Linked DNA regions of Homo sapiens: all the other regions are linked to region 1. The links are chromatin loops, found by intact Hi-C in ENCODE. Cell type or tissue: B cell. All regions are shown on one strand. Each heading gives the region's core, and the rest is flanking DNA. Links, peaks and the distances in the headings are about the cores only. Region 1 holds the start of FMC1 (formation of mitochondrial complex V assembly factor 1). Region 2 holds the start of LOC107986854 (a long non-coding RNA gene). Region 3 holds the start of ADCK2 (aarF domain containing kinase 2).

Evidence for each region. A loop is a pair of places that touch in the nucleus more often than their neighbours do. Peaks named below come from ENCODE experiments on the same cell type or tissue, not always from the same donor. Only the 100,000 strongest peaks of a DNase experiment are listed, where the experiment ranks them.
Region 2: it touches region 1 in a loop (11-fold over the local background); 3 of 110 quality-filtered maps call a loop at or near these places.
Region 3: it touches region 1 in a loop (6-fold over the local background); 5 of 110 quality-filtered maps call a loop at or near these places.

What each region holds. Positions count from the first base shown.
Region 1 is chr7:139,334,459-139,344,438 of GRCh38, reverse strand. FMC1 (formation of mitochondrial complex V assembly factor 1) reads right to left here and starts at 3,102. Exons shown (of 2, transcript NM_197964.5): 1 at 2,917-3,102. The coding sequence starts at 3,054. FMC1-LUC7L2 (FMC1-LUC7L2 readthrough) reads right to left here and starts at 3,102. Exons shown (of 11, transcript NM_001244584.3): 1 at 2,917-3,102. The coding sequence starts at 3,054. TRR-CCT4-1 (tRNA-Arg (anticodon CCT) 4-1) reads right to left here and starts at 3,739; the gene lies at 3,667-3,739. It also overlaps a transcript of LUC7L2 not described here. RefSeq lists enhancers at 2,862-3,111, 2,559-3,126, 3,382-3,451, 3,482-3,551, 3,862-3,921. In B cell, for the core only: CTCF peaks have their summits at 3,194, 4,004 and 4,205 (motif pointing right); DNase peaks (open chromatin) are centred at 3,248, 4,038 and 5,045; H3K4me3 peaks cover 2,577 bases; H3K27ac peaks cover 2,409 bases.
Region 2 is chr7:140,225,534-140,235,513 of GRCh38, reverse strand. LOC107986854 (a long non-coding RNA gene) reads right to left here and starts at 4,028. Exons shown (of 2, transcript XR_001745386.2): 1 at 3,893-4,028. RefSeq lists silencers at 4,092-4,141, 4,192-4,241, 4,822-4,981. In B cell, for the core only: no CTCF peak of the experiment used is centred there; DNase peaks (open chromatin) are centred at 4,833, 5,083, 5,323, 6,213 and 4 weaker places; H3K4me3 peaks cover 3,997 bases; H3K27ac peaks cover 4,235 bases.
Region 3 is chr7:140,670,155-140,680,134 of GRCh38, reverse strand. It overlaps ADCK2 (aarF domain containing kinase 2), which reads right to left and starts at 7,190. Exons shown (of 8, transcript NM_052853.4): 1 at 5,872-7,190; 2 at 5,378-5,524; 3 at 852-980. The coding sequence starts at 6,804. RefSeq lists enhancers at 744-1,244, 3,751-3,940 and a silencer at 6,796-7,255. In B cell, for the core only: CTCF peaks have their summits at 4,489 and 4,717; DNase peaks (open chromatin) are centred at 3,614, 5,574, 6,784, 6,904 and 1 weaker place; H3K4me3 peaks cover 2,727 bases; H3K27ac peaks cover 4,255 bases.

The sequences.
Region 1 (9,980 bases), core at 2,288-7,287:
TTACATAGCATTTACACCGCATAAGGTATTATAATCTAGAGATGACAAAGTATACAGGAGGATGTGCATAGGTTATATTGCAAATACTACAGCATTTTATGTCAGGGACTTGAGCATCCATGGATTTTGGTATTCCTGAGTGGGGGTGGGGGGTGTCCTGGAACCAGTCCCCACAGTTACTGAGGAATGGCTATTCTCGCTCTTACAATTTGCTTATCCATCTTGAAAACTCTGGACTCATGACTTTAAGAAGCTAGAAATTCCATATCCATTCCAAAGTCCCCAAATGATTCCAAACCTTTTTTCTTCATCATACTTAACTTTTGAGATTCACTGCACCCTCTTTAACTAGTTCTGTATTCAAGGCTGTGAGAAAGGGGCAGGAAAGGTGAGATGGGGATGTGTGCATAGCTCTGAGGGACTAAAGGAGCCATGTCCAAATGTGGATAAATCTGGGCACCACTGCCTACATAATACGCCCCCCACCAACTCTTTTTTTTTTTTTTTTTTTTGGGGACAGGGTCTCACTTTGTTGCCCAGGCTGGAGTGCAATAGCGTGAACATGGCTGCTGATCTCCCCAGCTCAAGTGATCCTCCTGCCTCAGCCCCGCAAGTAGCTGGGACTACAGACGCACACCACCATATCCGGCTAATTTTTGTATTTTTTATACAAACAGGGTTTCACCATGTTGCCCAGGCTGGTCGTGAACTCCTGGGCACAAGCGATCCACCTGCCGCCTCCTCCCAGAGTGCTGGGATTACAGGTGTGAGCCACCGCTCCTGGCCTAATCCCCTTTCTCTATTTGAATATCTAGTGTTAGAATCTGAAAACTAGAATGTGTGTGGCTTCTTGGTTTTTGAGACAGGGTCTCGCTCCGTGGCCTATGCTGGAGAGCAGTGGTATGAACATGGCTCACTGCAGCCTTGATCGACTTCTTGGGCTCAAGTGATCCTCTCACCTCAGCTTCCCAATTAGCTGGAACTAGAGGATGGGCCATCACGCCTGGATAATTTTCAAATTTTTTGGAGAGGAAGTCTCACTACACTATGTTGCCCATGCTGTTAGAATGTGGGTTTTAGGATCTGCAGATCATGTTGAAAGCAACATTCATTAGCTGCTTAAAAACAGAATTAATCTGCTTTAATACAAATTTAACTTTTTAGTAATTTAAATTTTATGAGAAATCAACACCAATGTCAAGCATTAACAAATCATAGCATCCACTTCTATTAATATATAAGCCCAAATTTGTGGAATTTGACATGGGAATTCTAGGTTAATGTAGGATAGAATACTGCTCTTGATTCGGTTGAGCCTGAATCATGAGGACAAAAGGGTCAGCAATAGACAGGAAACAGTAAATAGATCACAAGAACCCAAAAGAGATCAAATGAAATAGAACACTGTATTTTCCCTGTGGAGAAAGGGTAGGTTTCTCCCTAATAGAATCCCTTCTCCGGAGGGAAAGGATAGAGAAAATGGGATGGTTATTCAGTTAGCTGTGAGCCTGAAGGAAACAGAAACCATTTCCCCTATGCTCAAGTGCATTCCAGAGTGGTATTTCCAGAATGTACCATGAATTTCAGAACCATTACCAAGTCTCTCTCAAGGGTAATAATGTTATCCCCATAAGGTACAACTATAATCATGTCACCTCCTTAAAAATCTTAGAATGGGGCCAGGTTTGATAGTTCACGCCTGTAATTACAACACTTTGGGAGGCCGAGGCAGGCGGATCACCTGAGGTCAGGAGTTCAAGACCAGCCTGACCAACATGGAGAAACCCCGTCTCCACTAAAAATACAAAATTAGCCGGGCGTGGTGTCGCATGTCGCCTGCCTGTACTACTCGGGAGGCTGAGGCAGGAGAATCGCTTGAACCTGGGAGGTGATCACAATCTTAGAATGGCTTCCCATTACACTTACAATAAAGTTTAAGTTCCTGTTCGGCCTACCACTTCATCTACCTCCACTTCACCCACCACACCTTAGGGCTAAACCACTCTCAACTGGCAATTTTTCTCCCCTTGGGCTTTCAATTGTGTAGCTTTTAAACCTGGACCCTAACCCCAATTTACTTGCTAACTCCAAATTAGCCTTCAGGTCCCTGATTAATTTCCTCCGGAAAACCTTCCCTAACTACCCCTTCTTTATACCCCAGCCCCTGTTGTCTACACCTTGAGCACTTATTTATCCTCAGTACTTTACTGTATGGCTCCTTAGGTGGGCAGCAAGTGTCTTAAGGACAGGACACATGTGCATCTGATTCTTCCTGTTTAGACCAGGTTCCTAGCACAGACCCTAACGTTGCCACCTTTTAAAAACTAGGTGAATTTGAGTTCTAAGATTTTACATTCTGACGTCCGTGGCTCAGAAATTCGACAGTTGATCGTTCTCCCTTTCCCCACATTGCTCAAGGGCAGCAAGTTTCCTTCCCTAAAGCCCAGTTGTTCTTTTCCGCCTCAAAAAGAAATGCTTCTTAGAATAACTTTTCTAGGGGACGGGTGAGGAAATTGTTGGCCAGATGCTGTGGCTTTAAGTCTAGCAACAGTACACCCTTCAACTCCATCTTCATTGTTTTATCCCCAGCATTGAATCCTCCATTCCACTTTCCTGACTGCCCTCCGCAGAGGCAACAGACCAGCCAATGAAATCCTTCGGGACGGGTCCGCCCCTCTGCAGGACAGGCTGACGTCCCCAGAGCGACTCTGCGCCCCCCCCCGCTGGTCCTTTGGTCCCCGAGTTTATGCCAGAGCATGGAGCCTAGGGCCTGGGTTGGTTTGGTCAGAACCAGGGCTCCGTGGGAGGGTTGGCCTCAGAAATGCAGGAATTAAACACCGTGCTCCCCACCCTAGCCCAGACCCGGCTCTTCCTCCCTCCCCAGCACGTAGAGCACCCGGGACATGGCTCCCGTACCCGATGTGCACGGAAAGCCTTCACAAGGTACCGATAGGCCGCGGTGTCGCGATAGGGTCGGCCGGTGGCCGCGCTCAGGTAGCGCAACTCCCGCAGAAGTCCTCGAAAAGTGTGCGACGGGGACCCTAAGGCCGCCATTGTCCTGTCCTTCTCCGAGCGTGGTGCCCAACGGCGTCCTACGACCCTGAAAACCCCTCCTCCGGCCCAGGCGCCTAATGGTACGGTCGGACAGACTACCGACTCCCCCTATCGACTGACGAGCAGTGGAACCGCTCACTTGTCCGTTGACCGAACCTTATTAATCGAAGGCCCAGGGGCGCCGTAACAAAATCAAACGAAACCCGACTGTTAACTGAAGGTACCAGGACCTCTAACCCAGAACAAGGGTTTGGGGAAACAGGGGCTTTTCTTCACTGCGTCATTGAAGATGCCCGTTAGCCGACCAACCGCTGAGTCTCAGGAGAAGCGGGCCCGGCGGGGGGTGTGGGTGTGGATTTGATATGGAACACGCTGAGAAGACATTTTTAAATGATTTATAAAAGGGATATCAAAATTCAACGTATTGACGTCTCCCCAAATCCCAGGGGACCTGCGGCTCAGACAAAGGACATGGGTGTGTGCAGATTCTCGAAAATTGCAGCCCACCAGCTAGTAAAAACACACACACACTTCCCATTTAAAAAAAAAAAAAGTAAAGTTGGCATATTTCGCTTTGTTTAGAAAGGGGAAAAAAGGACAAAAGTCACAGGCCACCCCAGATGGGACTCGAACCCACAATCCCTGGCTTAGGAGGCCAATGCCTTATCCATTAGGCCACTGGGGCTTCTGCAAACGACGCGCTCACACAACATATTCAACTATTTTCCTCTTTGGTACGTCATCGTCACTTCATTTTCGCCTTACCCTATCCCACGAAACCACACCTAGCGCCCACGTGAGGGGTGACGTATGCTGGGAGTTGTAGTTAGAGAACAAAAGTCCACATCACCGCGCCAAAGGCTTTACCCTCGAAACTGCACCGATGCTCCGGACGTTGAACGGGCGCGCGCACGCTTCTGCGTACGCGCTTGCCTGCGCAATAGTCTCCGCGCCTGCGCCGTAGTCCCCGCGCCTGCGCAAAAGCGGGCATGCGCCGTCGCGGAGCACAGCGCGCTGGGCAAATTGGCCGGATCTTCGAGACTCGCCCTCTGAACGTCAGCTCTGGTGGGTTTTTACCGGAAGCAGCCGGACCTTTTCCGGTGTTGCGAATTTCCAGGAGGAGCTTTGCTCCAGCGGCCGTTAGATGGCGCCTGCCGCGGTCAATTTCTGCTTCCGGTTGAAGCGTTGAGGCCATTTCCGCAGGCCGGGCGTGGTGGCGCACGCCTGTAATACCAGTACTTTGGGAGGCCGAGGCGGGCGGATCATCTTAGGTCGGGGGTTTGAAACCAGCCTGACCAACACAGAGAAACCCTGTCTCTACTAAAAATACAGAATTAGCCGGGCGTGGTGGCGCATGCCTGTAATCCCAGCTACTCCGGAGGCTGAGGCAGGAGAATTGCTTGAACCCTGGAGTCGGAGGTTGTAGTGAGCCGAGATCGCGCCATTGCTCTCTAGCCTGGGCAACAGGAGCGAAACTCCATCTCAAAAAAAAAAAGAAACATGTGCCGTGTCCTTTGAATTGGTGCGTCAGCGATAAACATGGGACAGCGGGGAAGTAATAGTACATTGATTAGGAATTAATTTTAAAAATTAGCAGTTCATTTTTTGGTTCTGTTCCTAATTGTATAACGAACAAATCACTTCGGAGTCCCAGTAAACTTACCCTTATAGTATCACAGGGGCTTCCCATTGTCCCTAAGATAAAGCTCAGACGACATAAATTGATCCTCGCTTGTACCTTAATCTTCATCTCTCACTTTTCGCTTATCACCCTCTGCTCCAGGTATCTCCACTTTCATTGTCTCTTCCCCACCACACACCTTACCTGATATTCCCTCTGCCTGAAACTTAACCATTTGTATTAATATGCCTCTTTACCCTTTGGGCTTCAGCTTACTCCAGAAGTCTAGGTTAGACGCTTCTCCAGGCCCTTGAAGTCAATACGGCAAGGTGAAAATTATTCATTTCACCTCCTCTGGTCCCCTGTTGCTCCCTTTATTTACTCATCGTAAATAACTCTTAATGTAGGTACATGGCCACTACTCCATACTGTAGTTGTCAGTCTCTTCCATCAGACTGGGAAATTGTTCAGCTCCGAAAGCCCTGTGCCTAACAGAAAAGCCTGTTTCTTCACCAGGCTTATTCCTTGGTAGCATAGTCATAACAGCTTAGTCTGAAGCTCCTAAAGGGATTGGCACTGTCTGGCCCCAGTGGCTAGGAGACATAAGCTACTGAGCAGGAATGACAAACAAATGGAACATCAATTGTTCATTAATGAGTAAAGCTGGCTTGGTTGGAAACCTGGTGAACTGGACAGCAACTAGCCCACCTGTCCAGGGGGCAGCCATTACTCACCTCCACTGATTGTTGCCATTTTAGGAAAGCAAATCCTTTAAAAACCTTTTTTTTTTTCAGGAAACTCTGGAAATCTGTTTTAATGCTATAGATTTCCTTCTAAATATTGGCCACTAATGAATACTTTAAAAGTACTGCATGCCAAACAGCCCACAGACTTCTAGTCTGTAAAGAAAGAAGAAAAAAAGGGCGATAGGATTTGAAGTTAAGAAAAGGTAAAAAACATGTGGCGTGCCTAGTTCGTGGGAAAAAAAGCTGGTTTGATGATCCTGCCTTTTTATTTTTTCTTTTTAGAAAAATTTTTACAACTATATTGTCTTTTTAAGTTTTTAAATGATTTTTTTCTTTCCTATCATCTCCTTAGCCTGATACCCTGCCTTATCTTTAGGAAAAAAATGCTCCTGATAATAAATACAAAATATAATAAACTCATTTGTATTAACATGTGAGATTCTGTTCAAAACCCAGCCTCATTATAGGTCACTCTTCAGCACCCTCAGCTGATTACCACACTGGCTAAATTAAGGAACTTACACATCTTAAACAGCCTTCTCAAGATTACCATTTTAAATGTTCCCCACTCTTGGCCGGGTGCTGTGGCTCACGCCTGTAATCCCAGCACTTTGGGAGGCTCAAGGGGGGGCGGATCACTTGAGGCCAGGAGTTCAAGACCAGCCTGGCCAACGTGGCAAAAACACATTCTCCACTAAAAATACAAAAATTAGCTGGGTGTGGCGGTGCGTGCTTGTAGTCCCAGCTACTCTGGAAGCTGAGGCAGGAGAATTGCTTGAACCCAGGAGGCAGAGGTTGCACTCCAGCCTAGGTGACACAGCGAGTGCGAGCCTGTCTAAAAAAAAAAGTTCCCCACTCGTACGTATTTCCAGATACTGAGGGTTTTCGGATACTACTTTTTGGCTAGACACACCAACTAATTATTTAACCGAGTGTACAGTGATAGAATTAAATCTCCCAGGAGCCTGGCAACAAAGCAAGACTCTGTCTCTATAAAAAAAATCGATGTATATATGGTGGTGCGTGACCGTAGTTCTAGCTATGCAGTAGTTTGAGGATCACTTAGCCCAGAAGTTCAAGGCTGCATTGAGCTATTATCTCTCCACTGCATGGCACCCTAGGTGACACCAAGACACTGTCTCTAAAATAATAATAATTGTTGGGAGCAGTGGCCCACGCCTGTAATCCCAGCACTTTGAGAGGCTGAGGCAGATGGATTGCTTGAGCTCAGAAGTTTGAGACCAGCCTGGGCAACAGCGAAAACCCACTTCTACAAAAAAAATTTTAAACTTAGCTAGGTATGGTGGTGTGTGCCTGTATTCCCAGCTACTTGGGAGGCTGAGGTGGGAGGATCGCTTGAGCCTGTGGTGAGCCTTGATCACGCTACTACACTCCAGCGTGGGTATCAGAGTGAGACCCTGTCTCAAAAAAAATTTTTTTTCTTTTTGTGAAGGTGTTTCTGTTTTGTTTTGTTTTGTTTTTGAGATGGAGTCTCACTCTGTTGCTCAGGCTGGAGTGCAGTGGCAAGATCTCAGCTCACTGCAACCTCTGCCTCCCGGGTTCAAGTGATTCTCCTGCCTTAGCCTCCCGAGTAGCTGGGACTATAGGCGCATGCCATCATGCCCAGCTAATTTTGTTTGTTTGTTTTGAGACGGAGTCTTGCTCTGTCACCCAGGCTGGAGTGCAGTGGCGCAATGTTGGCTCACTGCAAGCTCCGCCTCCCGGGTTCACGTCATTCTCCTGCCTCAGCCTCCTGAGTAGCTGGGACTATAGGCACCCGCCACTAAGCCCAGCTAATTTTTTGTATTTTTAGTAGAGACGGGGTTTCACCATGTTAGCCAGGATGGTAATTTTGTATTTTTAATAGAGATGGGGTTTCACTATGTTGGCCACGCTGGTCTCGAACTCCTGACCTCAAGTGATACACCCGCCTTGGCCTCCCAAAGTGCTAGGATTACAGGCGTGAGCCATCACACCAGACATTTTTTTTCTTTTTGAAGTGGTTTATTTAATTAATTAATTTATTTTTGAGACAGAGTCTTGCTCTGTCACCCAGGTTGGAGTGCAGTGGCGCGATCTCAGCTCACTGCAATCTCCACCTCCCAGGTTCAAGCGATTCCCCTGCCTCAGCCTCCGGAGTAGCTGGGATTACAGGCGTGCACCACCACATCAGACTAATTTTTTGTATTTTCAGTAAAGATGGGGTTTCACCATTTTGGCCCGGCTGGTCTCAAACTCTTGACCTTAAGTGATCTGCCTGCCTTGGCTTCCCAAAGTGCTGGGATTACAGGCATGAGCCCCTGCGCCCAGCCAGAAGGTTTTAAAAGAGTAAAAACATTAAAACACAATAAAATAATTATTCAAACTAATGAATTAATTAAATTAAATTAAAACTATCACCCAGAGAGTTTGGTACCTATCTGGGTCATTATGATGATGTAATATAGCTCCCGTGTGGAGCTATGGTCTTTGGTCTTTGGGGCTGGCCCTGGAATAGCTGATCTCCACGACAGAACCTGCAAAGTGCTGTTAGCTTTGTTTGGAGATGGCCCACCATTATGGAATATGTCGTACCTGAGTGATGATATCTTGAGGCAGCTGTCTCAGTTGCCATCATTTTTCCAGTAATTGTCAAATAGAGATAGATCACATAGAACCTCCAAGGAGGACAGTTTTCCTGAGACTCTTAGAAACCTAAACAATTGGCCAGGCGCAGTGGCTTACGCCTGTAATCCCAACACTTGGGAGGCCGAGGCAGGCGGATCACCTGAGGTCAGGAGTTCGGGACTAGCGAGACTGACATGGAGAAACCCTGTCTCTACTAAAAAAATACAAAATTAGCTGGGTGTGGTGGTGCATGACTGTAATCCCAGCTACTTGGGAGGCTGAGGTAGGAGAATCGCTTGAACCCAGGGGGTGGAGGTTGCGGTGAGCCGAGATGGTGCCGTTGCACTCCAGCCTGGGCAACAAGAGAGAAACTCTGTCTCAAAAAAAAAAAAAAAAAAAAAAAAGGAAACCTAAACAGTTTATTTATTTAGTTCTTATTTGCTATGCTGTTTGTAATAAAAAGACTTGAGGAAAAGTATATAATTTACTGAGGTGAAACCTGACTATCAGGTTGTATGCACCTAGCATGATGACTTTAATGACAATCATTTGGTACAGTCACAATTCTGAATTGATTCAGATGACATAGAAGTGACCTTGGAATTCATTTAGATGCTACTTTTATTTTATGTGAGAAATTTCAAGCTCAGTGAATTACACAAATTCATTCTGCTAGTGATTTTTTAGTGCATTTTTGTTGTTATGGCATGTGACTTAAGATATTATGGAAGCCAGGTGCAGTGGCTCACGCCTGTAATCCCTGCTCTTTGGAAGGCTGAGGCGGGTGGATCACCTGAGGTCAAGAGTTCGAGACCAGTCCGGCCAGCATGATGAAACCCCATCTCTACTAAAAATACAAAAAATTAGCCGGGCATGGTGGCAGGCACCTGTAATCCCAGCTACTCAGGAGGCTGAGGCAGGAGAATCACTTGAACCCGGGAGGCGGAGGTTGCAGTGAGCTGAGATAGTGCCACTGCACCCCAGCCTGAGTAATAAGAGCAAAACTCCATCTAAAAAAAAAAAAAAAGAAAAGAAAAGAAAAAATGTCATTATGGCATATGATGAGTGTAGGAATGGTCTGCCACGGCATCTTGGCAACCATGCACGTCTCCATGTAGGTCATGTATATTGCAGTCAGGCACCCCCAAAATCTATTTCCCCACTTTTCAGTAGAATGCCCTGTGATTGCTCCTGATGCAAAAGGCAATATGCCCGGTAAGGAGCTACTGTAAGGCAGTTTCTGATCCCTATTTTTTGGGAGACTGCTACAAGGCCATTTCTCATCAACTTGTCTAATTTCAGTTGAGCACGGAACTTTCCACTTTATTCTAACTTATGGTACAGCTGCAGACTTCTGTGTAAGTCTGTAAAACACCTTGGCTGTAGTTTGGATTTGGCTCCATGGCAGAGCAGTCCACCACTTGCGCTATCTTCATCATCATGAGCTATGATTCATCATCATCCTGCTGGGCTGGGGACATGGGAGCAGACACCATCTTGCTTTTGCTGTCTGTGTAAATAATAAACTATCTGAACCCATTGGACTCATTGTCTCCTTCTTGACTGGTTCTGTGGAAGTTTGGCAAGTCAGCCTAGAAACTACTGCAGTGTTAGGCACTGAGCTGTTGCTTAGGGACTGCTTGACCACTTGAAAATGAGGTTGAATATAAAAGAAATGACACCACATTTGGAGTCACCCTCGATGTGTGAATAATAGACTCATTAAAATGTCCATCAACAGGGACGAATAAATAAAATGCAGCTTATCAGTACAGTGGAATACTACTCAGCAATAAAAAGGGACAAACTACTGGTGCATGTGATAACATGGGTGAATCTAAAGTCATTATCCTGAGCAAAACCAGACACAAAGCCTACATACTATATGATCCATTTATATAAAATCCAACTCAATCTATAGTGACAAAAATCTCATTTGGGGTAGTGGTTTC
Region 2 (9,980 bases), core at 2,220-7,219, 890 kb before region 1:
AGGCACATGAAGCCTCATTATCGACTAGTCCCTTACAGAAAAAGTTTGCTGAGCCCTGGTGTAGGTAGTGACTTGCAATGGTAGGGTTATCTAGCAGACATTGCGGGTTGTCAACTTGGTTGGATTATCTAGCAGACACTGCTGGTCGTCAACCGGTTGGATTATCTAGCAGAGACTGCTGGTTGTCAACTGGTTGGATTATCTAGCAGAGACTGCTGGTTGTCAACTGCCTGGATTATCTAGTAGACACTGCTGGTTGTCAACTTCACAGAACCCATCCATATCTCCCAAATATATGGCAGCCTCGAGATTTGTATAGGATGGGGCCTTAGCTGCTTAAGCCTAATCAGGGTTCTTTTAGCAGTGACTGGGTGCTGCTCACCAGCACATTTCAGGGATGCACCATTGAGCACGTGAGATTCCGCTGGGCTAAATGATTGGTTAGGTGAAATCCAGTGTTTTTTTTGAGCATGGGAGGCAAGAAACTCTCTTCCTGGATGGGGTGGGATGTGCATGTGGGGCCAGGGATTGCTGCAGCCATTTTGCTCATGGCTGGGAGGTCAGCCTGAGGATTCAGTGACCCATGGAGGGAGTGCCCAGAGAATCACAGAAAAAAGGATCCAGGTCCCCACCATACCCTGGCTGCAGCGTGATTTTCTTTTGGACGTTTTAGTTCCCAAGCCAATAAACTCCATTCTGTGTTTACACCAGCTGGGGTTTCTTGTTTATTTGTTTTGAGACAGAGTTTCACTCTTTTTGCCCAGGCTGGAGTGCAATGGTGTGATCTTGGCTCACGGCAGCCTCCACCTCCTGGGTTCAAGCGATTCTCCTGCCTCAGCCTTCCGAGTAGCTGGGATTACAGGCACGTGCCACCACGCCCAGCTAATTTTGTATTTTTAGTAGAGACGGGGTTTCACCATGTTGGCTAGGCTGGTCTCAAACTCCTGACCTCAGGTGATCCACCTGCCTTGGCCTCCCAAAGTGCTGGGATTACAGGCATGAGCCCACTGCATCTGGCCTGTATTGTTTAATTTTTTTTTTTTTTTTTTTTTTTTGGGACGGAGTCTCGTTCTGTCGCCCAGGCGGGAATGCTGTGGCGCGATCTCCGCTCACTGCAAGCTCCGCCTTCCGGGTTCAGGCCATTCTCCTGCCTCAGCCTCCCGAGTAGCTGGGACTACAGGCGCCCGCCACTGCGCCCGGCTAATTTTTTGTATTTTTAGTAGAGACGGGGTTTCACCGTGGTCTCGATCTCCTGACCTCGTGATCCGCCCGCCTCGGCCTCCCAAAGTGCTGGGATTACAGGCGTGAGCCACCGCGCCCGGCCGTATTGTTTAATTTTTAAACTGACTTTTACTTACATAGAGCAGTAAAGTACACAAAACTTAAGGACACAGTCTGATGAATTTCAACACCACACACACAAACATATACCTCTATCATCCAGATCAAGAATGTTCCCAGCCTCCACAAGCCAAATATGTAATTAAAAATGTCCTACTAGGCATATTAACGCAATAAAAGTAGAAAGCTGGGGCGTGGTGGCTCACGCCTATAGTCCCAGCTATTAAGGAGGGTGAGGTGGGAGGACTGCTTGAGGCCAGGAGTTTGAGGCCACCCTGGGCAACATAATGAGACCCCCACCTCTAAAACAAAATTAGCCAGGGGACGGTGGGGTGTGCCTGTAGTCCTAACTGTTCAGGAGCCTGAGGTGGGAAGATTACTGGAGCCCAGGAATTCCTGGCTGTAGTGAGCTATGATTGTGTCACTGTACTTCAGCCTGGGAGACAGTGAGATGAAGAAAGAAAAGAAAGAAAAGAGAAGAGAAGGGAAGAGAAGGAAAGAGAAAGAAAGGAGGGAGGGAGGGAAGGAAGGAAGGAGAGAAAAAGCTGAAATTAATTGTAATAATCTATTTGACTTAACCCAATAGATCTAAAATACTTTAATACATAATCAATGTTGAAAGTATTAATGATTACATTTTTTTCCTTACTGAGTCTTTGAAGTCCAATGTTTGTTTGACACATACAACACATCTCAATTTGGACTAGCCAGACTTCAAGTGCTCAACGGCCCCATGTGGCTAGTGGCTAATGTACTGGACAGCTCAGGTCTAGAAAGCAAGGGCTGATAAATGAAAAGGAAGCAAATAGCATCCATTGATAGGAATACAAGTTGTGTAGGATGTAAGCCACTGACTTTGAGTGCCGATTTCTTAGTTTTATTTTAGTGAAAATAAAATCAGTTCACACCCAGTATCAGTTCCCTAACCCTATATTCCCCTAAGGTCCCAGATTACTCAACATAGGATATTCCTACCACAAAGAGTTTTCGTTCCCTTTTGGACCCTCTTATGAAGAGTTGTCATTCTTCACATTCTTAGGCATGATGGACCTCTGAATGACAGGTTCCCATCTGACCAAAAAGCCTCCAATTTCAGCTTTGAGTTATTTCAGACTTTTCAGATGGAAGTCATTTTATATCTGTGGTTTCAAACCTGACCAGTCATCTAAATCACTTGAGTATTTAAAACAAAAAACATAACACGCGCCCTGGACCTGCTGAATCCCAATCCAGAGATGCGCTCGGTGATGTGTATTTTTAAACGCCTTCACAGATGACTGTGATGGGCTTTCAGCCCTGGGAACCACTGAGCATCATCTGCTTTGCTGAAAAGATCCAGAGACTTCATCAGGCACCATAGCAGAGACACAGCAAGGCCCCGACTGACAAATCCTCTAGGAGAAACACTCCTATTAAAAATGTTGTAGCCTTGGCCGGGCTCAGTGGTTCATGCCTGTAAACCCAGCACGTTGGGAGGCCGAGGTGGGAGGATCACCTGAGGTCAGGAGTTCGAGACCAGCCTGGCCAACATAGTGAAACCCCGTCTCTACTAAACATACAAAAATTAGCCTGGTGTGGTGGCAGGCGCCTGTAGTCCCAGCTACTTGGAAGCCTGAGGCAGGAGAATCGCTTGAACCCGGGAGAAGGAGGTTGCAGTGAGCCAAGATTACAACACTCCAGCCTGGGTGACAGAGCAAGACTCAAATTAAATAAATAAATAAATAAATAAATAAATGTAGCCGCGGGGGGACGGGGAGGAAGTTGTTTATTTCCTCATGGCTGGGATAATGGCAGTAGTGGAGGTAGAAGCTTCTTGGGTGCAGCCTATTTTAGGCAGGCCGAGCCCAGTCCATGGAACAGGAAACAGTATCTGCAGGTGGGGGACCAACATGAGAGAGGACCACGGGTCTCGAGTTGGCCTGAGGGTGTGGGTAAGGAGGAAATGCACAGTGGGTAACCCGCCCGCCCCTACACACATTCTGTTTTTTTACTTCTGGCTTTTCTGGCAGTCAGTGAACTCTCTTAATCTTAAGGCATGGCGTGTAATAGCAGAGCAAACCTGTGTTGCAAAGGGACAACCTGAAAGAGCATGACTGAAGGGGAAATAAAACTCACCCGGTCCTTCTGGATTTCAGTTTAATCACTGGGTGTGCCCTTGGCACCAGGATCATAAAACAGACCTGGTTTCCTTCCTTTGATGTAGTTAAAGAGCCCTGGATTTGTCGTCGGGGCACCTGAGTTCCAGTCCCAAACCTGTACTAAGCAGCTGTGCCACCATGTGCCTAGGATTTAACTTACCTGAGCCTCACTTCCCCTGCTGGTAAAATGAGTAATCAAACCCATCTTGTGGGTTACAGTGATGGCTGGGTAAAGTAATGCATGGGAAAGCAATTTAGAAACGATCAAACACGACACAAAGGGAAGACCACCGTTTACAGAAGGGAAAGTGACGCAGGACACAGAAAGCGGGAGAAACCGTTCGCCAGCTCCTAGATTCCTCACCTCTGCCCTCCCCCTGTCCTCCCTTCCCCCTCCACGGCAGGGGCCTTACCAACAGCAGGCGCTCTAATCCGCCTGGGCACACACCTGTCCTGGGCTGCTGGGAAGACGCCCCCCGCCCCGCCTAACAAACACACAGAAGTCTCCGGGCCGGGACACCATAAACGTTTCTAGTGGCAAGTCCTCACGGCCCGCGGGCTTCCATTGGCTCGGGAACCCCCTGAGCCTATTTTTCATTGGCTGGCTACTGCTGGGATGAGGAGAGGCAGTCTCAGCCGAGAGTCACTTAGGGCTGCGTGCCCTTTCCTGCCCACCTCCCCGAAGCGGCCCGGGAAGCCCCACTGCTCCCTGCGCGCTCCCTGCGCGCTCCCTGCGCGTCCCGGCCGCGCGCCTGCAGATCCTGCCCGCCCGGCAGCCGTCCCAGGCCGGGAAACAGTAGCCGCCACTCAAATCCGCCCCTTCATCGCCCAGTCCCGCAGTGGACATCTTTCTGGTCCCCCACCCAGAACTGAGCATCACTCCCCCGGTCACGCACATGAGCTGCGCCTCTGTCACTTTTGTCACTCAGTCCCCTTCCTAACTCCTCCCCCCACCCGCAGATTGAAGGGTGCAGTGATCTCCTGGCTCGGTCCCGAATAACGCTGGGTTTAAGTGCACTGGGCCCCAGTTGACAACCAAATAAAGTGGAAACACGTGCGCACCACTCACAGAAAGTATTTCCATTCCGCAGAAGCAACACCTACGGCCCCCACGCCCCCCAGCTCCGAGCCAGAGAACCGGCCCTCTAGGGAAGCCGCCGCCCTTCCCCATCGGGCTGTCATTGTTCCCCGGTCACTTCGGGCGGCGACCCCCACGGCCCGGCCCGCGCGCCCCGACAGCCCCCGCCCGCGGGACCAGCAGCCGCGGCAGGGCACGGGACACCCTTTCCCTGGCGGGGCGGCGTGGGGGCGGCGCTGCCAATCGCTGCGCAGCGCACGTGCTGCACGTCTGCGCATCCGGCCCCGCCCGGCCGGCGTGGTGTGGGGTTGCGGGGGTGCGGGGGCGCGAGGCGCAGCGGCGGTGTGGACGCGCGAGGGTCGAGGGATGCGCGCGTCGCGGGGTGGAGTGCGCGGTGCTTCGGACCCCGGGGCGGCGAGAGTGCGCCGGGGGGCAGTGCGAACGCCCAGGAGTGGGGAGTGCGCAGAGATCTGGGGGTGGCAGAGGACGAGCGCGCCAGCGGGGACCACGGGGGGACCCGAGGGCCCACAAAAGGGTCCGTTCCCCCCTATGCGATGGCTGAGCACCGGGAAACTCCCCAGCGGTCTCCGCCTGTCTCTATCCCTCTCTTACTAGAAACTTGCCACAGCTGGTGGGCGCGGGCCCGCTGCCCTGCACGTCCACCGCCAGATCAGCCCAGGGCCCGCGCCCGGAGGCCAGGGAGCTGGAGGTCAAAGCTTGGTCTCCTGACACCTGTTCAGGAGAAAGCGGATCTTTGTTTGAGGGCCCTCCTTCCGCCACCCACCGCCCCCGCCCCCAACCCCGCCTCCAGCCTAGAAGAGGAGTATTTCAGGTTGCGATTTTCAAACGGAATCATCAAATGTGTAAACTAAAGGGCGGAAGCCCAGGAGTCAAAACAGCCGTGGTATGGTCTTGACAGAGGGCAGAGAGGAAGAGAGGGGTGCCACCTGCTCAGGGCCAGACGCTGATTGAGGGCGCGCCCTGGGAGGGGCGCTTCCTGGTGCTCATTAGTGGAAGGGTGAAATGGGAAGGCAGCAGGGCCGACTTGCTCTCGGCAGAGGGACATTTTCATTCTTCGGTGTGCTGTTTGGGCCCCAGAGAGCTCCACGTCCCAGCGTGGAGGCCAGTGATGTAGCTGGAGCGAGCTGTGAGCTCCTGGAGCTGTTTCGTTGTTTACCCTCCTTGAAAGGAATGCTGTAACAACTTCCGGAAGAGGAGCCCCTTTGAAGTGTGGGCAGGATTGGGGTTCCTCTGACTTCACGTTGTCTAGGTGGCCCCTTTGATGTGGTGACAGGGCTTAGCAGAGACTGGCTGTGGGGAGTCAAACGCCAGTCCAAGGTCACCTCCACCAGGATGGACATACTGAAGGGCAGATTGAAATAGGCCAAAACGAATCTCAAAATTTTCCATTTCCTGGTTTGTTCATTTTTTCATTAATACAGTACGTACTTCTCAAATGTATCATTCGATTCTTTATAACTATGAAATGACGTTGGAAAACTTTGGGTGAAAATGCTATACCTACATTTATCTCATTTAATCCTCACAATAACTATTAGGTGGGTATTATCCCCACTTTATGGAAGAGAAATTGAAGGCCTAGGGTCACGCAGCTATGTGACTGAAAGCCTTCCTTCTTGAACTGCTCCTTCTCTAAAAGTTAATTGGTTTATTTAAATGAGTCAACCCACACAAAACAGATGGGTGTCTGGCACACGGTAAATGTGCAATGAACTGTTAGTTGTACTTGTCACCTTTTTTTGTTGAGACAGTGTTTTCCGTCTTACCGCGCAGGCTGGAGTGTAGTGGCACAATCTAGGCTCCCTGCAACCTCCGCCTCCTAGGTTCAAGCGATTCTCCTGCCTCAGCCTCCCAAATAGCTGGGATTACAGGCTCCCGCCGCCACACCCAGCTAATTTTTTTTTTTAATTTTATTTTGAGACGGAGTCTCGCTCTGTCACACAGGCTGAAGTGCAATGGCGTGATCTTGGCTCACTGCAACCTCCGCCTCCCGGGTTCAAGTGATTCTCCTGCCTCAGCCTCCTGAGTAGCTGGGATTACAGGCGCACGCCACCATGCCCGGCTAATTTTTATATTTTTAGTAGAGACGGGGTTTCACCATGTTAGTCAGGCTGGTCTCGAACTCCTGACCTCGTGATCCGTCCACCTCAGCCTCCCAAAGTGCTGGGATTACAGGCGTGAGCCATTGTGCCTGGCTTTTTTTTTTTTTTTTTTTTTTTTTTTTTGTATTTTTTAGTAGATACAGGGTTTCGCCGTGTTGGCCAGGCTGGTCTCTAACTCCTGACCTCAGGTGATCCCTACATCTTGGCCTCCCAAATTGCTGAGATTGCAGGCGTAAGCCACCGCGCCTGGCCTCTTGTCACTTTTTATTACAAATAAGAAGCTTAAACGTTCTCTATATTGCTGTGGCAAGTACTACAAGAGTCTTAGGCAGCAGATCGTGAAGAACTGTTTGAGAAATGTTTTAGGGTTTTGCTTTTCTCTGATTAGAACCATCTCCAAACGGTGTTGGAACTGGAGTTCCTGAGTAAGATGCTTTCAGACAAAATATACAATGTCTTTCTCTAGAGATCCACTCCTAGGCTTTTTGTTCCTTTCTTTCCCACTGTAGAACATTGCAAAAACAAGCTGCTGAGCCCTCAGCTGGGTGCTTGGGTGTCCCTGAGTTTAAAATGGAATGGAATATAGGTTTCTGTTTTTGCTTCCGTTGTTATGGCATGGGTAACGTAACTTGACTTTGTCTTTAAAAATTTCACAAAAGAAATCAACATTATTTACTAAATCACTTTTTAAACGTGTTTTAAAAGTGCTGCTTTTGGGTTGAAGGGTGTGCTCCCGAAGACCACGCTGAGTTAAGAGGCTAATAGGAATCGTGTGAGTGAGGCAGAGTGGGATGAGGGCCGTTCCAGAGACAGATGTGCCCTGGGAGACCAGGAGGAAAGCAGGCAGGTTGAGCTGTCCTGTTGGTTGTTAGCAGGACAGAACCAGGAGGATGCGGAAGCATTGGTAGCTGAGATGCACGGCACAGACCCAATGGGGTCCTCTCTCTTTCTTTTGTTTTTTGAGACAGAGTCTCACTCCGTCACCCAGGCTGGAGTGGAATAGCGTGATCTCGGCCACTGCAACGTCTGCCTGCCGGGTTCAAGCGATGCTGCTGCCTCAGCCTCCCAAGTAGCTGGGATTACAGGCACCTGCCACCATGCTGGTTAATTTTTTTTGTATTTTTAGTAGAGATGGGGTTTCACCATGTTGGCCAAGCTGGTCTCGAACTCCTGACCTCAGGTGATCCACCACCTCGGCCTCCCAAAGTGCTGGGATTACAGGTGTGAGCCACCATGGCTAGCTTTTTTTTTTTTTTTTTTTAATAGAGACAGGGTCTTCCTGTGTTGCCCAGGCTGGTCTTGAACTCCTGGGCTCAAGGGATCCTTCCGACTTGACCTCCCAAAGAGTTAGGATTACAGGTGTGAGCCACCACGCCCAGCCCAGCGGGGGCCTCTCTTTTGAGTCAAAGGCGGTTTGGAGGTCTAGCACAGCCCTGCTTTGCTCTGGACATGATTCAATGAAAGAAGATAAAAAGTAACACCTGGTAATAGTAAAATAGTAACAAATGGTATTTATTAAATACCTACTGTGTTCTAGGCACTGTGCTAGGAGATTCACATGCTTTATGTCATGTAAGCCTATGATGTGGGTTACTATTATTAGTCCCACTTTACAGGTAGGGAAACAGCCACAGGGAGGTTAAGTTGTCCATTACCCAACTAGGAAGTGGCCCCATGAGCAGAGGACTCAAGCTTCTAGTGTACTCAGCCACTGGAGGATGATCCTTTTGTGCTGAGATTCAGTTTACGAGTTCTATTATGGGGGAAGTTGGGGGCTTCCTGGTCTCAATCTATCTAAGGCCAGCTTGTCCAGCCCATGGGCTGTCTGCGGCCCAGGACAGCTTTGAATGTGGCCCAACACAAATTTGTTAACTTTCTTTAAATGTCATGAGACTTTTTTGTGTGATTTTATTTATTTATTTTAGTTCATCAGCTATTGTTAATATATTTTATGTGTGGTCCAAGACAATTCTTCTTTTTCCAGTATGGCCCAGGGAAGCCAAAAGATCGGACACCCCTGATCTAAGAAGAAGGAGGAAAGGACTGGCTGGATCAATGGGAGAGGGAGAAGAGATAAGGCTCAATTAGTGAGCAGGGATCTGTGCAAAGGAATCAGGACATAGGCACAGCAGCACCACAGGGTGACAGGTGTTAATGTGGGGGCTGAGGGGAGGGAGCAAGAGTACCTTTCAGTGGGTGTGTGTTCAGGGAGAAATGAAGAGAGTTGGGGCTGTTGCAGAGTTGAATTGGGAGCTCTGGGAGCAAGTGTACCAGTCAGTATTATAGGAAGGCAGCCATGTTAAGACACAGGACCTGCAGGGTGGCCAATTTGTTTTAAAGTATATGACAATAACACTCCACAGTTTTAACAGTTTGTTGGGCTAAATTGTGTTCCTCCTACTGCTACTGCCCCCCGCATTCATATGCTGAAGTCCTTACCCCCAGTACCTCAGAATGTGACCTTATTTGGAAATATGGTCATTGCACATGTAATTAGTTAAGATGAGTTCATACTGGAGTAGGGTGGTCCCTGATCCATTAGGCCAGGTGCAGTGGCTCCTGCCTATAATCCTAGAACTTTGGGAGGCTGGGGTAGGAGGATCGATTGGGCCTAGGAGTTTGAGACCAGCCTGGGCAACATAGTGAGACACTATCTCTACAGAGAATACAAAATTTTTAACAAACTAGCCAGGTGCAGTGTCATATGCCTGTGGCCCCAGCTTAACTCAGGAGGCTGAGGTAGGAGGATTGCTTGAGCCAGGGAGGTCAAGGCTACAGTGAGCTATGATTGCACCACTATACCCCAGCCTGGGTAACAGAATGAGACCCCATCTCAAAAATAAAAATAAAAACTAAAGAAGGAAATTTGGGCACAGATATGCACACAGGGAGAATGGCATGTGAAGATGAAGGCAGAGATCAGGGTGCTTCTTCTACAAGCCAAGGAACCCCATAGATTGCTGGCAACCACCAGCAGCTCAGGGAGATGCCTGGAACAGATTCTCACTCACAGCCCTCAGAGGGAACCCATCCTGCTGACATCCGGATCTCGGCCGTCCAGCCTCCAGAACTGTGAGACAATGCTTTACTGTTGTTTAAGCTGCCTAGTCTGTAGTACTTTGTTACTTTGCTCTAGCAAAGTAATACACATGGCAACGTATCTGATGACAGCTCTAGCTGTGATAGAGCCCTGAGGTTTTTGAAACCTGCCTTTGTAGAGGCTGAGAAAATCTGTTTTCTTTCATTTTCCTTTTCTTTTTTTTTTTTTTTTGGTTTCTTTTTTTGAGACAGGGTCTTACT
Region 3 (9,980 bases), core at 2,514-7,513, 1.3 Mb before region 1:
TGGAGATAGATCTTGTTATCCCTAATTAACAAATAAAAGAACCAAAGCCCAGAGAGGTTAAGCAACTTGCTCAAGTTCACACAGCTAGAAACACTGTGTGGTTCATGTCACATTCATGAGATTCCCTGAATCTCATATCACCATCTGTAAAGAGGAGGCTGGGCTGGGTGCAGTGGCTCATGCCTGTAATCCCAGCACTTTGGGAGGCCAAGGCAGGCAGATCACTTGAGGTCAGGAGTTCCAGACCAGCCTGGCCAACACGGCAAAACTCCATCTCTACTAAAAAATACAAAAATTAGCCAGGTGTGGTGGCACACACCTGTAATCGCAGCTACTTGGGAGGCTGAGGCACGAGAATCACTTGAACCTGGAAGGCGGAGGTGGCAGTGAGCTGAGATCATGCCACTGCACTCCAGCCTGGGCAACAGAGTGAGACTCTATCTCAAAAAAAAAAAAAAAAAAAAAAAAAAAAGAGAGAGAAGGCTGAACTAGAGTAGAGGATAGCTAGGGCAAGTGAGATGACACAAGGTTGTTCAGCACTTTCTCTGTGCCCAACTCCTTGTTTTGCATTCAGTGTGTCATTTACTCCTGAGACAATCCTCTAAGGCAGGTCACCAACTAATAAAATGGCAGAGCAGATTTTCAAATCTAGGGGATCGGGCCACACCCAGTGTTCTCAGCTACCTCACTCCAACACTGCCTCCCGCCGAGGCCAACACATCCCAGCTCCTCACAGTTTTACAGACACAAATCCCATCCTCTCTCCAGACTGAAGCCTTTCTGTGGGCTGGAGACGGGCCCACTGCGAGTGGCAAGTGAAAGGTATGGCCAGGCAAAGCCATCACTCTTACTTCATACGTTTCCACCAAGACTTCTCTGGTGACAAAGGGGCGCAGAGGGGTGGGGAACTTGACGGCTTTCACATTCCGGAAGTTGACCTGGAAGTGTTCTAGATTCTGAGCTTCGTAACGCAGGTCAATCTACAGAGAAATGGACAGAAAGGATGAGGGCTAGTCTGGGTACAGGCACAGTGACATCTGCAATGCCAAGGAGCTAGCAAGTCATGAGATCCACCCCACCTTCCCCACCAGCTTGCCCCGCAGAACTTGCCCAGAAACTCAGGAGGCGACATCCGTGGGCTACAGCCTGCCCCAGCAATCCCAGATCTCTGTGTGAACTCCTGGAGGCTGCAGACGGCAGGTGCCCTGGTGGGCTTTGGGCTGCACTGCTTCTCTGCTACTCTCGCCCTTGCCACCCGCCTGCCTCACACCAGCCCATGAGTCCCTTCCCCGTCTCCCTGGGGTCTGGCTTCTCCAGGCCAGCCCCCAGCCCTCTCTTTCCATTAGGGCCAGCGTGCTGTGGGCGCTTCCACACAGGGCTACCCCTTCATCTCGCGGCAGCTCTCCACCCACCGCATCGACACTGCCACTGCTACTCTCCCCAACCACCACTCACCAGACCCAAAGGACCACTTCCAGGTTTATCATCAACCTCTGTGGGCATCCAGGGCTGGTGCCGCTGCTGACCTGTCTCTCCGTGATGGCTCTTCCCCCGGCACCTGCCCTTCACTCTCCTGGCACCCCTGCTGCCTCTCGCTGTCCTGTCTTGGCTGGGTCTCCTGTGCCCCCAGGAGCTGATGTCCTTTCTCCTGACCGAAGTGAGCGTGTGTGTCCCCTTGACAGCCACCAAGCCCTCAGCCGGCGCCTCCTCTGACAGCACCTTGATCCCCAGGTCAGACCTCAATGCCAGTCTCCAGAGTGATATATCCAATGACACCTGGATGTGGCCCGGTGGGAGCCCAGAGACCCTGAAGCTCTGTGCCTAAATGGAATTTCCCTTCACCATCCCCACGCACTCAGTCACCTTTGAGTCCCCAGATCATGCCTTCTCTCTTCCCCTCCGTGCACAGCAATGGCCCAATGCCATCAAGTTTGCAGCCTCACCGCCCTCAGATCAGTCCCTGTCCCCCAATGCCACTCCCAAGGCGCATGCCCTCAGGTCCAGTCACCTGAGCACAAACAGAGGTGCCTCGAGTGTGCTCCTTGACCCATCCTTCCTCTCCAATCCATTACCTGCATGGTGAAGTCTGCACTCCTTAGAATGGCATCCAGGTGGGTCATGATTTGGCCCCTACTTCTCTGTCCAGGTCCATCTCTCATGGCACCTTCCCCTGCCTTTTACCACCCAAGACCTGGCCTCACCCAACTCCATATAGTGCTCGACATCCCAGAGTGGCTAACACCCCCGGCTCTCCTCTGGCTTCTTTACTGCCTCGAATTGGAATGTTATTCCCCCACTTGGTCCAACTGCAAACACCAGTCACCTTTCAATACTCAGCTCAAGCTAAGGACACCAACCAAGTCCTCCTCTGAGCCCTGATGAACCATGCTGAGGTTCAGCCAGGCTCAGGTTCATTGCTTCCAGGGCCTCCCTCAGATACCAGATGGCTCAGTCCCTGACATAAAATTGCACAGTATTTGCATATAACCTATGCATATCCTCCCATATACTTTAAATCAGCTCTAGATTAGTTATAATACCTAATACAATCTAAACGCTCTGTAAATCATTGTTAAACTGCATTGTTAAGGGAATAATGCAAGAAAAAAAAGTCTGTACATGTTCAATACAGATGCAACTATCACAGACCTAACTACATTTTTTATTGAATCCGGGGATACAGGACTCATGGACAGAGGGCTGACTGTCTTTCTTTTTTTTTTTTTTTAGATGGAGTCTTGCTCTGTTGCCCAGCCTGGAGTGCAAAAGCATGATCTTGGCTCATTGCAACCTCCGCCTCCTGGGTTCAAGCGATTCTCCTGCCTCAGCCTCTCGAGTAGCTGGGATTACAAGCGTGTGCCACCATGCCCGGCTAATTTTTGTATTTTTAGTAGAGACAGTGTTTCGCCATGTTGGCCAGGCTGGTCTTGAACTCCTGACCTCAAGTGATCCACCTGACGCCGCCTCCCAAAGTGCTAGGACTACAGGTGTGAGCCACGGCACCTGGCCCTGACTGTCTTTCTTAGGGATAGGAAAGCTCACTTGTTTTCTTTGCTTACTAGCGTCTAACAGAGTTTTTTGTTTGTTTGTTTGTTTGTTTGTTTGTTTGTTTGAGATGGGATCTCACTCTGTCACCCAGGCTGGAGTGCGGTGGTGTGATCATGGTTCACTGTAAACTCTGCCTCCCAGATTCAAGCGATTCTCCCACCTCAGCCTCCTGAGTAGCTGGGACTACAGGTGAGCACCACCACGCCTAGGTAATTTTTTGTATTTTTGGTAGAGATGAGGTTTCACCATGTTGCCCAAACTGATCTCAAACTCCTAACCTCAAGCAATCCACCCACTTCAGCCTCCCAAAGTCCTTGGATTACAGGCATGAGCCACCGCACCCAGCCCTAACAGAGTTTTTAGTCACTGTTACATAAACTTATAAATGAATGGAGAGACACTCACACACTATACCCAGACCCACAACTCTAAGGCTTCCAGCCTAGGAACATGATGGGACTACTGAGAGACGGACACAGGCTTAGTAGGAAGAGCTGATTTTTAAGACAAATGGGGTGTGATTCAGAGATGTGAGTTTGAAGTGATGGAACCACATGATGTCTGTCAGACTTCCGCAAGGGGAACTGAAACTCAGATGAGTGGCAGGACTGAGAGGAATTAATGCAGAGATGGTTGTTGGAATCGATGCTATTTTCTCTGTTTTAATTTGCTTTTATTATCAAATTACATTGCTCTGTAGCTATGAATGTTTGTGTCCCCCCAAAATTCCTTTGTTGAAATGCTAAGCCCTAAGGTGATGGTATTAGGAGATGGGGCCTTTAGGAGGTGATTAGGTCATGAGAGCAGAGCCTGCATGAATGAATCAGCGCCTTTACACAAGAGACCCAAGACAGACCCCTTACCCCTTCTACCATGTGATGACACAGAAGGTGCCAATTATGAACCAGAAAGTGGGGCCTCACCAGACATCGAATCTGCCGATGCCTTGATCTGGAATTTTCAGCCTCCAGAACCTCGAGAAATACATTTCTGTTGTATGTAAGCTACTTAGTTTATGGGATTCTGTCCGAACAGACTAAGAGACTTTCTAAACATTGGAATGAATCCCTAGGACTTAAAATCTTAAATCAGAGCCTCCAAACAAATACTCGGCAGGTTGCTTCTGAAAACCTCCCAATTCCTGCACTACCCAACAAGGAGCCAACAGGTACCTAAGTGGAGCCCCGACCACCCCAGTGTGTTTGCTAAGTCTGTATCCTTATACAAAGGTCCCAAGGGCCCTGAGCATGAAGGAGGTCCTTGTTGACTCAATTGCCCTGGAATCAAAGCAGAACAAAGGCACAGTATGTGACTTTGCTAATTATTTTCTCACTCTGGAGTCATTGATTATGGCAGAAATAATGCTAGATGTTCTCCACCAGAATCATTTCCTTGTCACAAAGGAAGACTGTATTTCCCAAGCTCACAGTTACACTGGGCCCAGGCAGTTACAGCTCTGATCAGTGAACAGGAAAGAAGTGATGTTTGCCACTTCCAGGCCTGGCCACAAAATTTATTACATGACCCTGCATGGCCTCTGCCTCCAATCCACACTGACCCCAGATGACACATGTTGAAGGAGGCAGTGCCAAACTTGGGAAGAAATTGAGTCCCCTGAAACTAGGGAGTAGAGCTCCCTCTCTTGACCGTACGGTGGCTTAGTTCTGTCATCTCAGCACTTTGGAAGGCCGAGGAGGGAGAATGGCTTGAGCCCAGGAGTTCAAAATCAGCCTGGACAACAATGGCAAGACCCTGTCTCTGTTTTTAAAATAATAAAATAAAGAGCTCCCTTTCTCTGCCTCAGTTCACCTGCATAGAACTTTGTTTTTTGTTTTTATTTTTCTTTTGAGATGGAGTCTCACTCTGTCGCCAGGCTGGAGTGCAGTGGCATGATGTCATCTCACTGCAACCTCCATCTTGGGTTCAAGCAATTCTCATGCCTCAGCTTCCTGAGTAGCTGGGATTACAGGCATGCAGCACCACGCCCAGCTAATTTTTGTATTTTCAGTAGAGACAGGGTTACACCATGTTGGCCAGGCTGATCTCGAACTCCTGGCCTCAAGTGATCCACCTGCCTGAGCCTCCCAAAGTCCTAGGATTACACACATGAGCCACCACGCCCGGCCAGAACTTTGATATAAGCAAAAAATTAATTTGTTGCATTAAGCCACTGAGATTTGGATGTTCTTTATCAGCTAGTGTTACCAGCTCTAACACATCACATGAGTTATGACATACCAGAAAATTATTCATTCAACATTTACTAAGTAGCAGCTAATGGCAAGAACTATGTTAGGTGCTATTTACAGCTGAGGGGAGGAGAACTCACCTGTTGGACCATCAGCTTCTCAAATTCCTCCACAATCTCAGGCAAGCTAAGCCACTTGATGCCTGGCAAAACTCCCAGGACTCGGCTGCCAATCTTCATCAGCAGCAGGTCCATATGCACCTGAGCGAGCAGGCCAGGGTGCAACACCTGTCAGAAAGAGGAACCGTGAGACAGGAGAAACCTGCTGGACACATTTTACCCAGCCAGGGCTGGGTCCCACCATCCAAGCAAGAGCCAGGTGGCTTCTTATCAAAGAAAAGAGGATGTGGTCCCGACACCCAAGCAGTTAGTTCACTCCAGACTCAGTTCATTTTCCTCTATCAGACTATTCACACCGCCACTTCAAGCCAATAAATGAAACAGCTTGCATGAAATAAGCACTCAGATATTGGTCAGGCAAATAGAAATAAACGTGGGGGCGATTTGCATGGCGGTTGTTTCTGATCTGGGATAGCTCAGTGGGTAGGTGAGCTGTGAGCTCTCACAACACTTACTTTCACTGCCACGGAGATGAGGTTGGTGGCCTCAGGTTGGTGGCCAGGGACCTGAGCCCGAGACACCCCTGCATTTGATCCAACCAGGTCAGCTTTAGGGAGGAGCAGCCTTTCTAGAAACGACTGGTCTGCGAGATTTTCTGGAGGTTTCCGGCCATTTCCAAGGTATCCAAAGAGCTCTCTCAGCCCACCGACTGCCCCAGTATGTGAGAAGGGCGGCAGACAGGAGGCCCTGCCAAGTCTCTGGACGCTGTCAGTCTCCAGGAAGGCAGTGTTGGCGTATGCTTTGTACACCTGGGCCACGCAGCCTGAGCCCACAGGTTCCCGGTTCTCAAAAGAGAGGATGCTCCCCCAGTCATCCCCAAAAGCCTGCCGAAGGAAGCGCTCAGTGTGAGTCCACGGGTGGGGCGTCACTCGGACATGCAGCTTGGAAAATTGGGCACAGAAAGCCTCCGAAAACAGATCGCGCCGGGTGCTGGCCCACTGGCCCAGTTTGATGTAGGTTGGGCCTGAGGTCTCGGTGGCTTTCAGAAGCAGGTGGAGCCAGAGGGTGGAGACGCTGGGAGCCAGGTAGGTGAGGGGGTAGAGGAGTAGGAGGGGGAAGAATTTCACCAACAGAGCGCCGGCGCGAAGCCAGAGGCGGAGATGCAGGAAGACGCCGCCCAGAGGTCCCGCTCGGGGGAGGCTCTCCGCGGGCCCCGCGCCAGCCGCCCCGCTGCAGCGGACCCTTCGCCGACTCAGAACGTCAGGGGCCCCCTCACCCACGTCCCCGCACAGGGAGACGACCTTGGGCAAAGTGCCCAGCAGAAGCCAGCAGAGCCTGGCATCGCGAGGGCACTCGGAGGGCCTCAGGAGGCTGAGTCCCTGTCTGAGCTCGAAGCACCTCAGGTGCGACAGGCAAACCCTGACGGAGACGCGCCAGGGCGCCACCATCCTCCCGAGGCCCGCGGCCCAGGCGGCCCGCCCTCCACTTCAGAGGCGCCCGCTCAGGCGAGGCTGCGGTGAAGCCGAAGCCCGGCCCTGACCCCGCGGACGGAGCTGCCCATCTGGGCCGGATCCGCGCCCCGCTCCCTCCAGCACCTCGCCGGGCCTCAGGCCGGAGGCCCGCGCCCCGCCCGACACCCGCCGCGCCGCGCCGCGCCGCGCGGAAGGGGCTGTCAGACGGCACCAACTGCGGAACGGGAGGAGCCAGGACCCACGCGAAGCCAGGCCCCGGGCGCCCGCGACCTGAGCGAGGGGGCCGCGCGGGCGGAGGCAGGGGCCGGGCAGCCGCAGGGTCACCGTGCGCCCAGGGGCCAGTATGAGATCGCTGGGGTGGCGGGCACCAGCCCAGGGCGCGGGCGCAGGCGGGGGCCGGGAGGGCGGGGCGGAGCGTGGAGGGCGGGCGGAGCGTCGGGGGCGGAGCGTCGGGGGCGGGCGGGAGTGCAGGTGCAGGGAACCGAGGCACCGAGGGCTGTGGTGGAGCGGAGGGGCGCGGGAGATGGATGGGACGGGTTCGGCCACTAGGTTGAAACCGCCATTGCAAAATTATAACAGATAATGAAAGAGATCTGACCTAACCAACTCCATCTTGCTTCTAACCTCCAAGCTGTCCTTGTTCATTCCTGGGCGTTGGCTGAACTAACTTTGGGAGGAACTTAGTTTATACTTTATAGTTTAAAACAAAGATGATAACAGCCCTTTCTGAAAACAAACCTCCTTCTTGCCTGGGGAATAGACTGTCTTTGTAGGACTAACAAATTAACCAAAAGATTAGAAAGTATGATTTAGGAGTCAGGCAGCAAGGCTACAGTATTCTGACCCTCCCTAAACTGCTAATAAGATCAGTGCTCAAGATATTTTGCAGACCCTGCACTTGATGGATCAACTGACACCTACCAGATCGATAAACCAGGTCATCTGATCTTAGGCCCCCACTCCGGAACTAACTCAGCACAAGAGGACAGCTTCAGTTCCCTAAGATTTCACCTCCGACCCAACCAATCAGCACTCTCGACTCACTGGCCTTCCCCCACCCACCAAGTTGTCCTTAAAAACTCTGCCCAGTGTCCCGCGCAGCCTGATCTGTGTGAATTACTCCTTCTCTATTGCAATGCCCCTGTCTTGATAAATCGGCTCTGTCTAGGCAGCAGGCAAGGTGAACCCGCTGGGCTGTTACAGGGTGGCCGGTGGGGGCAGAGGGCTGGGTGCTGGGCGGTGAGGGTCGGAGGGAGCAGAGGGTCGGTGGCAGAGGCCCGGGCAGCCAGGGTCCCTTGACCCGCCCCTTAAAGAGGACGGCGACCCCAGGCCAAGACCACCCTGCCCTTGAGTCCTGGGTCCTGGGTAGCAAAACGCAAAGGCACCCTCTATGTCCCCCTCCCCATGTCTATCTTCCCACTGACTTCTTCGTATCTTTCATTATTCCAAAGAGCATGGCTGAAAAGTATGAAGGCAGGTTCTGAACACAGGTCCGCTTTTCAGCGGGGGTTGGGTAGGGGGGTGGTGTTGGATGGGGGTAACTGGGCTGCAGGAGTAGGAACTGGATGCTGTGTCCTCGGCTGCATTAATTCGGCAATTGTGTTGGACCTTGGGGAAAGGCTCCGGAAAGGCCATATTCATTCATTCAATAATACTCACTGAGCCCAATAAATATTTCTTGAGCCCAATCTCATATTTGTCGAGGCTCAATAATATGTACTGATCAAGCTAGGTCATGTGCTGGACCCTGGGAAAGCGGACACAAATATCCTGCCCTTACTGGCTGAATACGTAATGAGGGGGACCCAACATGGGAACATATAAATGTGCAATTTCAATTTTTTTTAAAAAAACACCCATGATAAGAAATCAAAATGTGCAGTTTCAAAGTGTGGCAAAGCCATGCAAGAAATGACCGGGCACGGTGGCTCACACCTGTAATCCCAGCACTTTGGGAGGCCGAGGCGGGGGGATCACTTGAGGTCAGGCATTCGAGACCAGCCTGGCCAATGTGGTAAAATCCCATCTCTACTAAAAATACAAAAATTAGCTGGGTGTGATGGTGCATGCCTGTAGTCCCAGATTATTCAGGAGGCTGAGGCAGGAGAATGGCTTGAACCCAGGAGGCAGAGGTTGCAGTGAGCCAGGATGGCACCACTGCACTCCAGCCTGGGCGACAGAGGGAGACTCTGTCAAAAAAAAAAAAAAAAAAAAGCCATGAAAAAAAAAAGATTACCAGAGGCACACATAGCATGCAACTACCCTGGAGAGGAAGGGAAGGCCAGAGAAAGCCTTAGAGGAGGGGGCCAAATAAAGCCCTAAACATAGGAAGGAGTTTGGTATGAGGTTTGGCAGGTGGGGATGTTGTATAACCTCGAAGAACCAAAGGGAAGTCAGGTGGCCCTGTGACCAAGGGGAGAGGGGTGGAGCTTGGAAATCAGCCCACAGAGCCATTGAAGGGTCCCATGGTACTGCTTCTACAACCATCTTCTCTGTCCTTTGAGATTTTTGCAGCTGCCTGCCTTGAGGGACCACAGTCACCTCTACATATAGACAGGCTTTATCCCCAAGTGAGAGGCTTCCACAGAAATCTGCCCAAGGGTGGGTCTGTGGGCATCATAAGTGGAAGGGGCGCTAAGGAAAGAGAAGCAAGAACAGGCCTATGCACCCGGTTCCCACTGCTGGAAGTGTGACAGCCATCCCTTAAGGAGGTTCCCAAACTGTGGGACCTAGGCTACAGACAGGAATGCGGGGGAGGGTGACCAGTGGCTCCTCTTGCCTTGATAACTAACAATCCACTCCCCAGAAGTCAAACCTACCACCACTAGCTTGCAATAGCACCAGCCATTAATTGCCCCCTTCCCTAACTTCCTCCTGATTTATTTACCCACTCAATCTAGGAGGAAAAAAAAAAAGATGTATAGAATATTCTTGTGTGTCTCTGATTCATCAAAGGGCTAATTGAGGACTTAATTTGAAACCAGGGGCCCTAGGTTCTAGCCCCCTAATTAGGAGGTAACAATATGATTCTAGTACCGCTCTCTTCAAAGCACAAAAACAACAACAACAACAACAACAAAACAATATGATTCCAGGTACGTCTTTCTGGACCTTTGTTTCTCCTTAAGCAAAATGCTGGGGGGGAATTTAAT